Linked DNA regions of Homo sapiens: region 1 is linked to region 2. Evidence: chromatin contacts called from ENCODE Hi-C or POLR2A ChIA-PET data. All regions are on one chromosome and are shown on one strand. The core of a region is the stretch at or near the end of the contact, and the rest is flanking DNA. Distances in the headings are between cores, read along the strand shown. Region 1 overlaps LINC02998 (long intergenic non-protein coding RNA 2998). Region 2 has its middle 91 kb from the start of SNX18.

The links. A loop is a pair of places that touch in the nucleus more often than their neighbours do. ChIA-PET counts read pairs that join two places held with the same protein, here RNA polymerase II (POLR2A). Pooled maps may share reads with other maps.
Region 1: a loop to region 2 is called in a pooled map, with 7 times the contacts of the local background. The contact joins two enhancer-like sites. A Hi-C loop is called at or near these places in 8 of 50 pooled maps. POLR2A ChIA-PET finds 5 or more read pairs at or near these places in 3 of 52 experiments (Caco-2, activated CD4-positive, alpha-beta T cell and activated CD4-positive, alpha-beta memory T cell).

The regions. Positions count from the first base shown.
Region 1 is chr5:54,714,741-54,721,456 of GRCh38, reverse strand. All of the region lies in intron 1 of LINC02998 (long intergenic non-protein coding RNA 2998), which reads left to right. The region is part of intron 2 of LOC105378969 (a long non-coding RNA gene); the gene reads right to left. Among named protein-coding and RNA genes, the nearest start is that of LINC02998, 26 kb to the left of the region's middle. Within about 2 kb of position 2,681, at least 7 of the 41 ENCODE cell types and tissues checked have a DNase peak (open chromatin) inside an H3K27ac peak, as active enhancers do.
Region 2 is chr5:54,605,371-54,612,293 of GRCh38, reverse strand. It overlaps a transcript of SNX18 not described here. Among named protein-coding and RNA genes, the nearest start is that of SNX18, 91 kb to the right of the region's middle. Within about 2 kb of position 1,618, at least 5 of the 41 ENCODE cell types and tissues checked have a DNase peak (open chromatin) inside an H3K27ac peak, as active enhancers do.

The sequences.
Region 1 (6,716 bases), core at 1,432-3,931, 110 kb before region 2:
ATGGCTAAAACCACATTACCTTAAACTATTCAGGGGCATATGCCTCCTGTTTTTCCTTCTATTTCAAATATGTCACAGGAAGAAAAAAACTGCCTTATCCGGTATAATCTTCCAAGGATTTTATAAAAATTCAAAACACATACTGTATCCAACTCATGAACTCATCAACTTAGCCTGCATCCAAGGATTTTCAGGAGACTGGAAAAAAGGAAACACACTAAAATAGAATATACTTTTTTATGTTTGATGTTTTTCTTCCTTGATTTTTCTGGGAATATTTCTAGATAAAAGAGTATACTTTTCATACATAAGTGTTATATATATATGTTTTGTGTGTGTGTGTGTGTCTGTGTGTTATGAGGTATACTTCATTGAAAAACTGAAGGCCAGGGACTGCTTTTGAAAGCCACAATGTGGCCATGTGGCTCCTTAAGACTTACGACCAGTAATGGAGATGGTGAAGATAAACTCCTTCAGCTTTGGGATCATGATGCCACGGCTTTGTTCTGGCTGGCTGTCCTCTATAGATGTCTACCAGTTCCTATTAGCTGATTACAGAGGTACACATTGGCAAGGCATGTATATGCACACATGTGCAATACAGAGGTCTACCTGGATTCTGCCACCCTGGGCTTCTCATATCCTCATTACTAGAGCCTGGAAGGGCACATTGGAGATCTGGCTCTGGCTTGGATCCCTTAGGACTTCACGTCTTGGTGGCCTATCTCATCTGCAGGGAGAAGACATGGGAGGCTGTGGTGACCACCATTAGGGTCAGCTCGCAGGGTGCTTTCACTACTCTGTCAGTCAATCAGCAGTCAACTAATCTTTATTGAGCACCTACTATATGTAATGCATGAATGGCGCTGCTCTAGGCAGGGGAGATACAAATTCTTCAGATACCTGTGACTCAGCTCTGGCCTCAGAGGAGGTGGGGGGTCCCTCCTTCATCCTTCCCGTCTCATCATGGGTCACAGAGAGTCCCCAGCACTATCTTTCCTGTCTTGTTATAATAGTCTTAGAGTACCTCTTCATTTTACAGCTAAACTAGTAATGATCCTAGGATTACCAAATTTACAACAAAATTCACTCTTGTAATCTAACAGCTTGCCAAAATATGGGTGATTTTTTAGATTTTGAAGTGGAAAAAGGAGGAAGTAGAGATGGGGAGACAACTTACCATTCGTTTTGACAAAGAGGAAAATTAAAATGAAGAGATTCACCCAGGCCCACTGTTTTTTCCATGTCCTTGTGTGAAAGTGTAGAAAGGTTTGATGGGACAGAAAGAACACTCAGATTGGGTGTGCTTACTCATGCCTTCAACAACATTCTATGTGCTGGGCCCTCTGCCAGGGCTTAGAAATATAACAGTCAATAAGACAGGCACAGTGTGTCAGGACACCAGGGTTTTGATTTGACTCTTGCCAAATGAATTTTGTGACCCTGAGAAGACACTTCACTTTTCTTGCTCTCAGTGTCCACATCTGTAAGCTGAGACTGACACTGGAGGTGGCCAACATTCTCTAACTTTTTCCTAGCTCCGCCTGGAACCTCTAGGACCAGGGACACAAACTCTTATCTTGGAAATGGAGGTACTGGTGCCGGTCACTTTTCCATGAAGGGCTGGGGAGATGCCTCTGGGGTCCAGTCCCCTCTAGACAGTGAGCATCCAGATTCCTGAGGATCAAGGGGAGGTGTGATGATCTCCATTGTCCTGGGCCAGGAAATGCCAAACAGGAGTTTCACATTCAGCTCCTTCTCTGGACTACCCTGGGAAGGAGCCCACCTCCTGCTGCTCAGCCCAGCGGGTGCTCTGTGCTGACTCTCACACGGGCTGTCAGCACATTGACTGCATTCCTCTGCATTCTCCCGGCTTCAGGGTTGTCAGCCAATTAAAAGAGCAATTCTGACACTGGATGAAAAGGGAAGGGAGAGCTATGTTTGGTGCAAAGTGTGGGCAGGAGGCACTGCTGGTGCTGGAGGAGTCCAGGCTGGATGCAGAAGCTGCTCCTCCCTCCTGTGGAGGAGGACAGCCCTGCCCAGCCCACCAAGCTCATCCCTGTCCCCACAGCGGACAGCTGGCCCCAACCCCTGGAAGATCCTGCCGCTGTGGTCTGTGCAGAATTTAATTACACCTTTGGGAGGTGTTTTTTGTCCCCCTGCACATCACCAGGAAGAAACTATGACTTGCAAATTCAGGGTTCTTAACCTTTTTTTGTGCCCTTTGGCTGTCTGGTAAAGCCTATGGATCCCCTCTCAGAAGAATGTTTTTAAATGCAAAAATTTAAATACATACATAGAATTATAAAGGACATAAAGGACACCAGTCATATTAAAATCAATAAACAAAATATTTTAGTGATAAAGTGATAGAATCACAGGTACTGCTAATACTACAGTGTTTGCTGCCTATGGTGTTATTTATTGCTGCATAACACAACTTAGCAACTCAAAAATAACAAATATCACACTCAGTTTCTAAGGGTTGGGAATCTAGGAGGGGCTTAGCTGGGCGTTTTTCCTCTGAGTCTCCCATGAGGTTGAAGTCAAGTTGTTGGCCAGGACTCCAGCCATCTGAAGGCGGGAAGATTGACTTCCAACTTCCAAGCTCACTCATGTGGCTGTTGGCTGGTCTCACATTCTCACTGGCTCTTGGCTGGATGCCTTAGTTCCTTGTCACATGTCAAGACATGGCAGCTGGCTTCCCTTAGAGTGAGTGATGGAGAAAAAGAACAAGAGTCCCAGTCAGAAGCTGCACCCTTTCATAACCTAATCTCGGAAGTAACAGCCATCACTCCTCCTGTGCCGTATGTCACAGGACCAATGTGGGGCTCCAAGGGAGGGACTGCACGGGTGTGTGAACATCAGGAGGGGGGTCCCTGGAGCCACATGGGAAGCCAACTATCACACCTACATTCATGACAGAGGGACAGGCTAAATTTTCATTATAGCTTAGTAAAAATAGAGACATAAATTTTTTTCTCATCCAGTTTCCTGGAACCTGAGATCTAGCCACAGACCCCAAGTTAAGAATCCCTGATAGATTGAAAGCATTTTTGTTTCCAGGCAATTTCTAGTCTTTTTATTCATGACTTTTTTTAGCTTTTTTGAGGTACAATAAAAAAATTGAACACATTTAAGGTGTACAATTTGGTGTTTTGATATATGTATGTATTGTGGAATGATAGCCAGAATTTATTGAGGTATAATTAAAACTTGTACACATTTAAGGTATACAACTTGGTGTTTTGATTTACACATGTATTGTAAAATGACAGCCACAGTCAAGCTAACTAACGTATCTTCACCTCACACAATTTACCCATAGTCACATTGACGTATGTTAGATGTCCAGAACTTACTCATCTTGCAAAACTGAAACTTTATACCCTTTGATCAATGTCTCCACATTTCTTCCTCCCCGCCAGCCCCTGGTAACCGTCATTCTACTCTCCACTTCTATGAGTTTGACTATTTTAGATTCTACATATAAGTGAGATCCTGAAATATTTGTCCTTCTGTGTTTGGCTTATTTTACTTAGTATCATATCCTTCAGATTCATCCATGTTGTTGCAAACGGCAGGATCTCCTTCTTTTTTTAGGCTGAATGATATTCTGTTTTGTATATGTATACATATATACCACATTTTTAAAAATCACTTATCTATTGTAGACATTTAGGTTGTTTCTATATCTTGGGTATTGTGAATAATGCTTCATTGCACATTGGAGTATTCATATCTCTTCAGGGTACTGATTTCATTTCCTTTGCATATATACCCAGAAATGAGACTGCTAAGTCATATGGTAGTTTTATTTTTAACTTTTTGGGGAACCTCCATACTGTTTTCCGTAATAGCTATACCAATTTACATTTCCACCAAGAGTGTACAAGGGTTTCCTTTTCACCACATCCTCACCAACACATGCTATCTTTTGTCTTTTTGATAATAGCCGTTCTAACAGGTGAGAGGTAATATTATATTGTGATTTTAATTTGCATTTTCCTGATTATTAGTGATGTTGAGCACCTTTTTATACACCTATCAGCCGTTTGTATATCTTCTCTGATAAATGTCTATGTCCTTTGCCCATTTTTTATTGGGTTGTTTGATTTTGCCATTAAGTTGTTATGAATTCCTTATATATTTTGGATGTTAAACCCTCATCTGATACGTGGTTTGCAAATATTTTCTCCCACTTCGTAGGTTACCTTTCACTTTGTTGATTGTTTCCTTTGCTGTACAGAGGCTTTTTAGTTTGATAGAATCCCATTTTTCTATTTTTGCTTTTGTTGCCTGTGCTTTTTGGGGTTATATCCAAGAAAAATCATTGCCCAAACAAAGATCAAAAAGCTTTTTCCCTATGTTTTATTCTAGTAGTCTTTCTGATTTTAGATCTTACTTTTAAGTCTTTATTTTGAGTTGATTTTTGTATATAGTGTGAGATAAGGGTCCAATTTCATTCTTCTGCATGTGGATATCCAGTTTTCCCAATACCATTTGTTGAAGAGACAATCTTTTCCCCGTTGTGTTTTCTTGGCACCTTTGTGAAAGATCAGTTAATGAGTGTATTTATTTCTGGGCTCTCTATTCTGTTCTATTGGCTTATATGTCTGTTTTATGCCAGTGTCATGCTGTTTTGATTGTTATAGCTTTGTAATATATTTTGAAATCTAGACAGCTGTTGCTTCCAACTTGGCTCTTCTTACTCAACATTGCTTGGACTATTCAGAGGTTTTTGTGATTTCATATAAATTTTAGAATATTTTTTCTATTTCTATAAAGAATGCCTTTGGAATTTTAATAGAAATGTCATTGAATCTGTAGATCACTTTGGGTAGTATGGATATTTTAACAATATTCTTTTGATCCATGAAAACAAGATTTCTTTCTATTTATCTGTGTCTTCTTTAATTTCTTCATCAATGTATTATAATTTTCAGTGTATAAGCTGGCCCTAGGGGAGCGGAGTTACTCAGGTAAAATGCTTTCTATACTTTTCTATATGGCTGTCCTCAGTTTTTGTGCTCCACTGGGTGGCTGTAGCTTCTTAACCTCACTCCGGAGCTCTCCCAGTGCTCTTTCAGTCCCTGGATAATTGCCAAATTGTTGTTTATTTGGTGGGGGAGGAGGGTCAGAGCCTCCTAGTCCACCATCTTGCTGATGTCACTCCTTAGACAATTTCTGTGTCTAAAGAGAAATGCTGTAGGATAATAAATATTACAGACCATCCTCTACTCATCAAAGCTGCAGGGCCAGTGCACAGGCCTGAAAAGCTTCCCTTTGATTAGTTGAGCTCAGGGTTGCTGACACTCTTAGCCTTGCACAGAGCCTAATGTATGGAAGATGGTGTATATTTATGGGATGAAGAGATCTTATTGATTAGTGCATATCAGATCAAAATATGTTAAAGTCAGGCAAATTGCTGGAGACCATCAGTAGATTACTTTTTACAGAGAGACTATACATGCCTTGCTCCTGCCTGGAAAACTCTGCCTGTTCTGTTCCCTGAGCTTGGAATGCTCTTCTTCCAGATATTGCTCTTTTCCTGCCTTCCTACATTTCTTTACTCAACTACCACTTTCTTGGCAAGGTCTCCAATCTGCTTCTTCTATAATAGGAGTTTCTCAGATAGCCCTGAAAGATCCTCATCCCCTGGTCTTTGTGTCCTTCTATAGTCTTGTCCTTGAGTGTGGGAGGGACCTAGTGACCAACTCCTAAGGAAAAGAAAATAGCAAGAGGGATGGCATGTCACTTCCAAGATTAGGTAACAAAGAGTCTGGCTTATTTCCAGCTTGCCTTCCCTTCCTCTCTCACTTGCTCTCTTTGGTGAAGCCAGCTGCCATGTTGTGAACTGCCCTAGAGAAGCTGATGTGGCCAGGATAGGAGGGAGGGCTCTGCCAACCAGCTGATAAAGAGCTGAGAACCTCGGTCCAACAAACTTCCAGAAATTGATTCCTTGCCAACAACCATGTGAGTGATCTTGGAGGTGGATCCTCCCCTGTTCAAACCCTGAGATGACTGCAAGCCTGGCCAGCACCTTGATTACAACCTTGTGAGACCTGAGACCCTGGCCCAGCCTGTGACTTCCTGAGCCAGAGGACCCTGGGCACACCTAAACTGTGCCTGGATTTCTGAGTCATGGAAACTGTGATCATAAATGTTTCTTGTTTTAAGCCGCTCATATTTGGGGTAGTTTGTTATTCAGCAAGAGGTAACTAACACATTATCAACAATTATAACATCTCACTTTCACCTGGTATTTCCTATCCTTCACTTCCACTACACGCCATTGTTCCTCCTTACCACTTTTCACTATATAACACATATTTTTTACTTACATATGTTGTTGTCTGTTTCCCCCAATAGAATGTGAGTTCTATGAGGGCAGGCATTTTTGGCTAGAAGTATACCTAGAACAGTGGTTGGTGCACATTCAGTGCTCAATAAATACTTGCTGAATAAATGAAGGATGTGAAAATGGGAATGGGAGGAGCATGCCTAGAGTTCCGGTGGCATTTGAGAGAGCAGCCCCTTAGATGTGCTATCTAGACACATTCGACTCACCCTTCCCACCACTGTGAGATTATTCTCCATATCCCTGCCCTACCTCCTATACTTCCCTTGACCTGGGCAAGCAGGGCCCCTGTCCCAGACCCCGTACCTCATCAGGGATCTCATCTTGGAGTGTCTTCCTCATATTTGTCTAAATC
Region 2 (6,923 bases), core at 369-2,868:
AAGTGAGACTCCATCTCAAAAAAAAAAAATAAAAAAAAATTCCCACCCTCTAAGAGGAAAATTGGAAAGAATCTACTCTTTAATTGCTCCTCTGCCAAAGCAATAACTTGAATGGTCCTTATTAGGAATAGCTCATTACTAACAATAATATTAACTATTATAACAACAAGTTATCGCTTGATCCCAGGAGTTCAAGATCAGTCTGGGCAATATAGTGAGACATCATCTCTACATTAAAGAATTTAAAAATTAGCCAGGCATGGTGAAGCACACTTGTAGTCCTAGCTACTTGGGAATCTGAGGCGGGAGGATCGCTTGAGTCCAGGAGTTTGAGGTTACAGTGAGTTATGATTGTGCTACTGCACTCCAGCCTGGAGTACAGAACAAGACCCTGTCTCTAATTAAAAAAAAAGAAGAAGAAGAAGAAGAAGAAAATTCCAGAATTCACAATGTGTTGCTCCAGGCACCCTGCCTCACCCCAACACTGTAAACATCCCCCCTCAAACCAGTCAAGTTGCTTCCCCATCATTTCCAGCCCCCACCCCCACTTCTCCTTTCTTTTACCAGATAAAGGCTTATGTGAGTGGCGTTTATGCTTTCAGGAATAAGCTAAAGTAGGTATAGACTGAAACCTCTTGGAAATATCTGGGGTTACCATTCCAGGCAAGTGAAAGACAAACTAGGAATCAGTAGACACGATTTCCTAGCTGGCATCCTCTTCTTCCTCCCCTTAAGTTGTTCCTGGAGAGGAAAATAATTTCTAGAACGTCATTCCAGACACCATTAGTCAGCAGGAGAATGGAATCTAGAAGGGGACCTGGAGGACAACAGAGAGCAGACTACCCTGGGACCCGCAGGGTGAAGTAGGAAACAAAGGCCCAAGGGATTTTTTTTTGACTGTAGAGTCAAAGTCATGTTCAGGAGACAGGGCATGGTGATTCTCTCTCTGGGTGGGGAAAGGACCATCTTGGGCATGCTTCCTACTGGGGCGGGTGAGGCCAGCAGGCTTAGGGCTACCTTGAAGATGTTCAAGAGACAGCAGAATGATCTTAAAAACCAGAAGGAAGTGATATGTTTAAAATATATCTCTCAGGGAAATGCGTCTATCTTATCAAGGGACTAGCAGCAGCCTGAGACTGACAGACTCCTCAGCAGGTCAAGCTCAGCACCTGGAAAGTAAGCAAAGATTATGGGGCAAACACCCATAAGGAGGAGATTTTTAAAAAGCAGAGGTTGAATGAACTGAATTTACATAGGATGATCCTTAAATATTCAGTCTGTTCTGTTCTGGATTAGGGTAGAGGGTGACCATAGAAATCAACCAAAACATTTGTAAACGTAGCCAATAGATGATTCTGTATTTTCCTAAAGAATCAGACAATGTTAGGGAAATTTGGATGTCTGATTAAGGGTAACTTCTCAAGGACTAATGTCAGGCTACTAACTGACTGTGCTCTTAACGAGCTTGTATCTATATGTTCCCCTCAGCCAGGGCTGCAACAAGGGTTAACCCCCTCCCTGTTACACCCTCCTAATTACTTCAACACCACAACAGGATGTGAAAGTATCTCAGGGACCACATTCTTCTGCTGGCAGAGGAAGAGCTGACTAATAAACATTCGTGGTTATTTAACACACTCCAACAAATAACACACCAAAGCAATAACATTATGCAAATAATCTCTTTGGTTATTTGCCTGATCAGGTTATTTGCCTGATTATTTGCAAAAGAAAATATGGCCAAGAGGGGAAGCATCTGAATCTCCAATCTTGGCTGAGCGGAAAACTCTGCTTGTAAATCACTCTCCATCTGCCCTGCAGAGTGGCCAGCCCAGGATGCTGTGTAGGGGTGGATTCAAGTCTCACCATAGTTACAGAAATCACTTGCTTAAGCTTCTGCTAACTGCTCCCAACCTCCATTCCTTTGTGTGTAAAGTCGGAGCAATGTAGCGACATGTTCAGTGGTGTGAGGTTTGGTAAACCACGGAGTGCTATACACACATTAGACTGAAGCTCTTGACAGATGTGACACAAGGGTGGTGTCACATCATTCAGATACCTACCTAAGTCATACTGTATTACTGTGTGTGTTAGTCTGTTCTTGCATTGCTATAAGGAAATACCTGAGACTGGGTAATTTATAAAGAAAAGAGGTTTCATTTGCTCACGGTTCTGCAGGTTATACAGGAAGCATGGTGCTGGCATCTGCTCAGCTTCTGGGAAGCCTCATGAAGCTTACAGTCATGGAGGAAGGCGAAGGGAAAGCAGGCATGTCACATGGTGAAAGTAGGAGTAAGGAAGACAGAGAGAGAGAGGAGGGGAGGTGCCACACACTTTTAAATGACCAGATCTCACGAGAATTCACTCACTATTCCAAGGACAGTACCAAGCAGATGATGCTAAACCATTCATGTGAAATCTACTCCCATGATCCAATCACCTCCCACCACGCTCCACCTCCCACCACGCTCCACCTCCAATGTGGGGGATTACATTTCAATATGAGATTTGGGCAGGGACAAACATCCAAACTATATCACCACGGCATGGCAATTTATTGACATATTGGCTCACGTTTGTCTTCCCTATACTTCTTTCTTTTCAATTTCAAGGAGGTAGCCAAATCCTTGGCATTTTTTTTATCTCAGCCCTTTTGCAGGGTGGGACAAATAGAAGGATTTGAGGCTTTTTCAGTTTTTTATGAAAATTAAGCTTTAGGGGGCTGAGGTGGGAGATCACTTGAGGCCAGAAGTTGGAGGCCAGCCTGAGCAACATAGCAAGACTCTGACTCTAAAAATAAGATATTATAAATAAATAAGTAAATAAATAGAAAATGAATACCATCATAGAGATTGCGGATGACGTCCCCAAGGAGAGATAAGATGTGTTTTGGGGACAACAAGAAAGGAAGAGAGATTTTCTTCAGGTGTTAGAAAGCCAAAAGAGAAGGATAAATCATAACCAAGAATGTGGCAGTACCCCCTAGGCTGTACTGCCCACCTCAATAGTTAATATCCATGTGTGGTTTTAAAGTTCTAAATTAATTAAAATTAAATATAATTAAAAATTCAGCTCCTCGGTGGCACTAGCTGCATTTTAAGTGCTCTATAGCCTCATATGTCTAGTGGCTACCATACTGGACAGAGTAGTTATGGAACATTTCCATCATTGCAGAAATTTCTACTGGACTGTGAGAAGGTGTCAAGACCTCAGAGGCTGTGAGGAAACATGGGAGATTAGATGCTCCCAACCTCATCACAGAGTCCTATGCACTAAGAACGGGGAATTAGCAGCTGAGCTGCCCAGCATGAGATATACAGGTTGGGACAATGGACTGGTGCTTTAGTGGAAAACAGTGTGGACCCACAGCTGTAAACTAGAGTGACAGTCTTCCCTGTGCCAGAGTGTTTAATAAGACCTAATGACCTTTACACACTTTGGAGGGCAGGGAGAGACACCAAGGGCTGAGTGTGAATTTCCCACCAGCCTAGGAGGATGGGTACTCAGATGATTTAAAGAAAATAAAGTGATGCACACTTGAATATAGGGAACTAAGATTAATACCTGCTACAGTCGTACACAACTATGCATACACATATACACCCCCACACAGACACACCAGTCATCCTTCCTTCTTCAACTGTTTATTTCAACACTGATTTCATAACACTATTTAAACAGCTCAGGCTATCTCCATATCCCAGTAAGTACTTGTCAGTACACAAACAGGTCACAATCCATTATTTAAAAAGCATGGCGGCTGGGTGTGGTGCCTTATGCCTGTAATTCCAGCACTTTGGGAGGCCAAGGTGGGAGGATTACTTGAGCCCAGGAGTTCAAGACCAGCTTGGGCAACATAGTGAGATCCCATTTCTATTTTTAAATAAGAAAACTTTAAAAATAATACAATAAAATAAAAAATAAAAAGCACAGTTCATATTAGAAAATGGGCAAAAGACATGAAGAGACATTTCACCAAAGAGGCTATACGGATGGCAAATAAGCACATGAAAAGATGTTCAGTACCATTAGCCGTTAGGGAAAGCCAAATTAAAGCCATAATATGACCACACACCTATCAGAAAGGCTAAAGAAAAAGATAGTGACCATATAAAATGCTGATGAGGATGCAGAGAAACTGGATCCCTCAAACATTGCTGATAGGAACACAAAATGGTACAACTACTCTGGAAAATAGTTTGGCAGTCTCTTTAAAAAGCAATTATGTAAGTACCATATGACCTAGCAATTGAACTCCTGGGCATTTAATCACAGGGAAAGGAAAACTTATGTTCACATAAAACCCTGCACATGAAGTTTACAGCAGCTTTATTTTTGTTTGTTTGTTTGTTTGTTTGTTTTGAGACAGTCTTGCTCGGTCACCCAGGCTGGAGTGCAGTGGCATGATCTTGGCTCACTGCAAACTCTGCCTCCCAGGTTCAAGCAATTCTCCTGCCTCAGCCTCCTGAGTAACTGGACCTACAGGCATCCACCACCACGCCCGGTTAATTTTTGTATTTTTTTGTGGAGATGGGGCTTTGCTATGTTGTCCAGGCTGGTCGCGAACTCCCGACATCAAGTGATCCGCCTGCCTCGGCCTCCCAGAGTGCTGAGACTACAGGCATGAGCCACAGTGCCTGGCCCATAGCAGCTTTATTTGTAATAGCTAAAAAGTGGAAAGGCCAGAAATGTCCTTCAACAGGTGAATGGTTAAACAAATTGTGATGCATACCTACCATGGAATACTATACAGGCAACAAATTGGATAAATATCCAAGAATTATGTTATTGTAGCCATTCTGTAGAAATAGGATAAATTCCCACCTAAACTATGGTTCAAATGATGACACCAGATAGACATCGAAAGAGTGTGAAAAGGTTTATTACGCACATAATGAGGTTTTCTGGAGACAGCTGGGAAAGCTTCCCAAACAGGTCCAAAAACAGCGTAAGAGAGCAGGGAAAGAAAACTGACTTGAAGTTTTCTTAGGCGTTGGGGAGTGGGGCTGGGGTGAGGGTTCCTGCACACAGGCGGGGGCCCACATGGTTGGAATCTCAGTGCCAACAGAAGAACCCAGGCTTTCTTATCAGCTTGCCCAGATGTGGGGCAAAATGGGAAATGAGAAGAGTGGGGTATAAAAGCTACTAGCAAACATCAGAAAATGGAGTCAGACTCATTATTATTACCCAGGAACCACACAAAGGCCTTTCTCAAAAGAATGCATACTGTATGCATCCATTTATATAACATTTTTGAAATGACATTTCAAAACTGGAGGACATATTTGTTAATGGTTGCCAGGGTATAGGGATGGGGTGGGTGAGGAAGGTAGGAGTGGTTGTAAATGGGCAAAATAAGGGATCCTTGTGATGTTGGAACTGTCAGTATCTTGACTGTGGTGGTGGATACACAAACCTATACAGGTGATAACATTTTATGGAACTGTGCAATTTTCACACATACACACACGTGAGTACAAATAAAGCTGGGAAAATCTGAAAAAGATGGATGGATTGTAGTAATGTCAATCTCCTGGTTGTGATATTATACTAATGTTTTGTAAAATGTTACATTGGGAGAAACTGGGTGAAGAATACACGAGATCTAGCCGTCTGATTTCTTAAAATTGCATATAAACCTAGAATTATCTCCATGAAAATTGCAAATCGAAAAATGCTTAGATCAGAGAGGGAGAGTTCATTCAGATTACAGGACACTCTGGGGTGGGACGAAGAGCAAGAATGAGTGAATGCCTCTGAATTGAGCCAACTGACCCAGTGAACCACCTGGTCTCCCGAAGTCCTCTTCAACAATCCAATGGCCAACCAGAGGTCAGATGTCTTCATTATCATAAAGACCAAAAGTTGGGTAAATGTTTAGAGGGACTAACCTGGAAATACAAAGAAAGGCAAGATAAAATTCAGAGGCAGCCTAATAACTTGAAAACTGATTATTTTTATGATAGATGAATCAATAGCAAAAGAAGATTCATATAAGAATTATCTGATAACCATTTATACAGGGATGTCATTTACAATTCAGTCATTCACAAACTTTTTTAATGAAATGTTCCTTAACAATAGATGAGAGTAGATGTATGAATGGATGGATGTCTGGTGTGTAGCCACAGGCAGCCATCCAAAACCTGAAACGCCTGGAAAATCTATACAAATAGTACATTACACTGCATAATACATCTTTATTTATTGCAATATAAAAGTATGATTTTCAATATTGAATTTTATACTGTGTGTATTTTACCACAATTCAAAGGAAAGGAAGAAATGACTGTTAAAAAGTGGTGACATTTTTTTAAAGTGTCAAAATTAGGATGGGCGTGGTAGCTCACACCCATAATCCAAACGCTTTGGGAGGCAGAGGCAGGAGAATTGCTGGAGCCCAGAAGTTCAAGATTAGCCTGGTCAACAAAGTGATACCCTGTCTCTACAAAAAAAAGTTTTTAGATTTAGCTGGGTGTGTTGGCACATGCCTGTAGTCCTAGCTACTTGAGAGGCTGAGGCAGGAGGATCCCTTGAGCCCAGGAGTTCGAGGCTTCAGTGAGCTGCGATAGTGCCACTGCACTCCAGCCTGGGTGACGGTGCAAGACCCTGCCTCAAAAATAAATAAATAAGTTTCAAAATTGATCATAAAAAATCTCAATAATTTTTATGTTGATTATGTTAAAATAATACTATTCTGGATATCTTGGGTTAAATAAAACATATAATTAAACTTTTTAAAAAACATTGTTTTCAACTAAAAAATTAGTTAAAATTATGTAAAAAAGTTCAGTAATCTGAGCAAAATTTACTCCAAGAAGATGATTACTCTATGGCCCACGTGGTTCCTGGTACGTAACACACTACTGTGATAAGCGTGGCTTTACATTTTCTAAGATCTTCAAATTAAATATTGCTTTTTT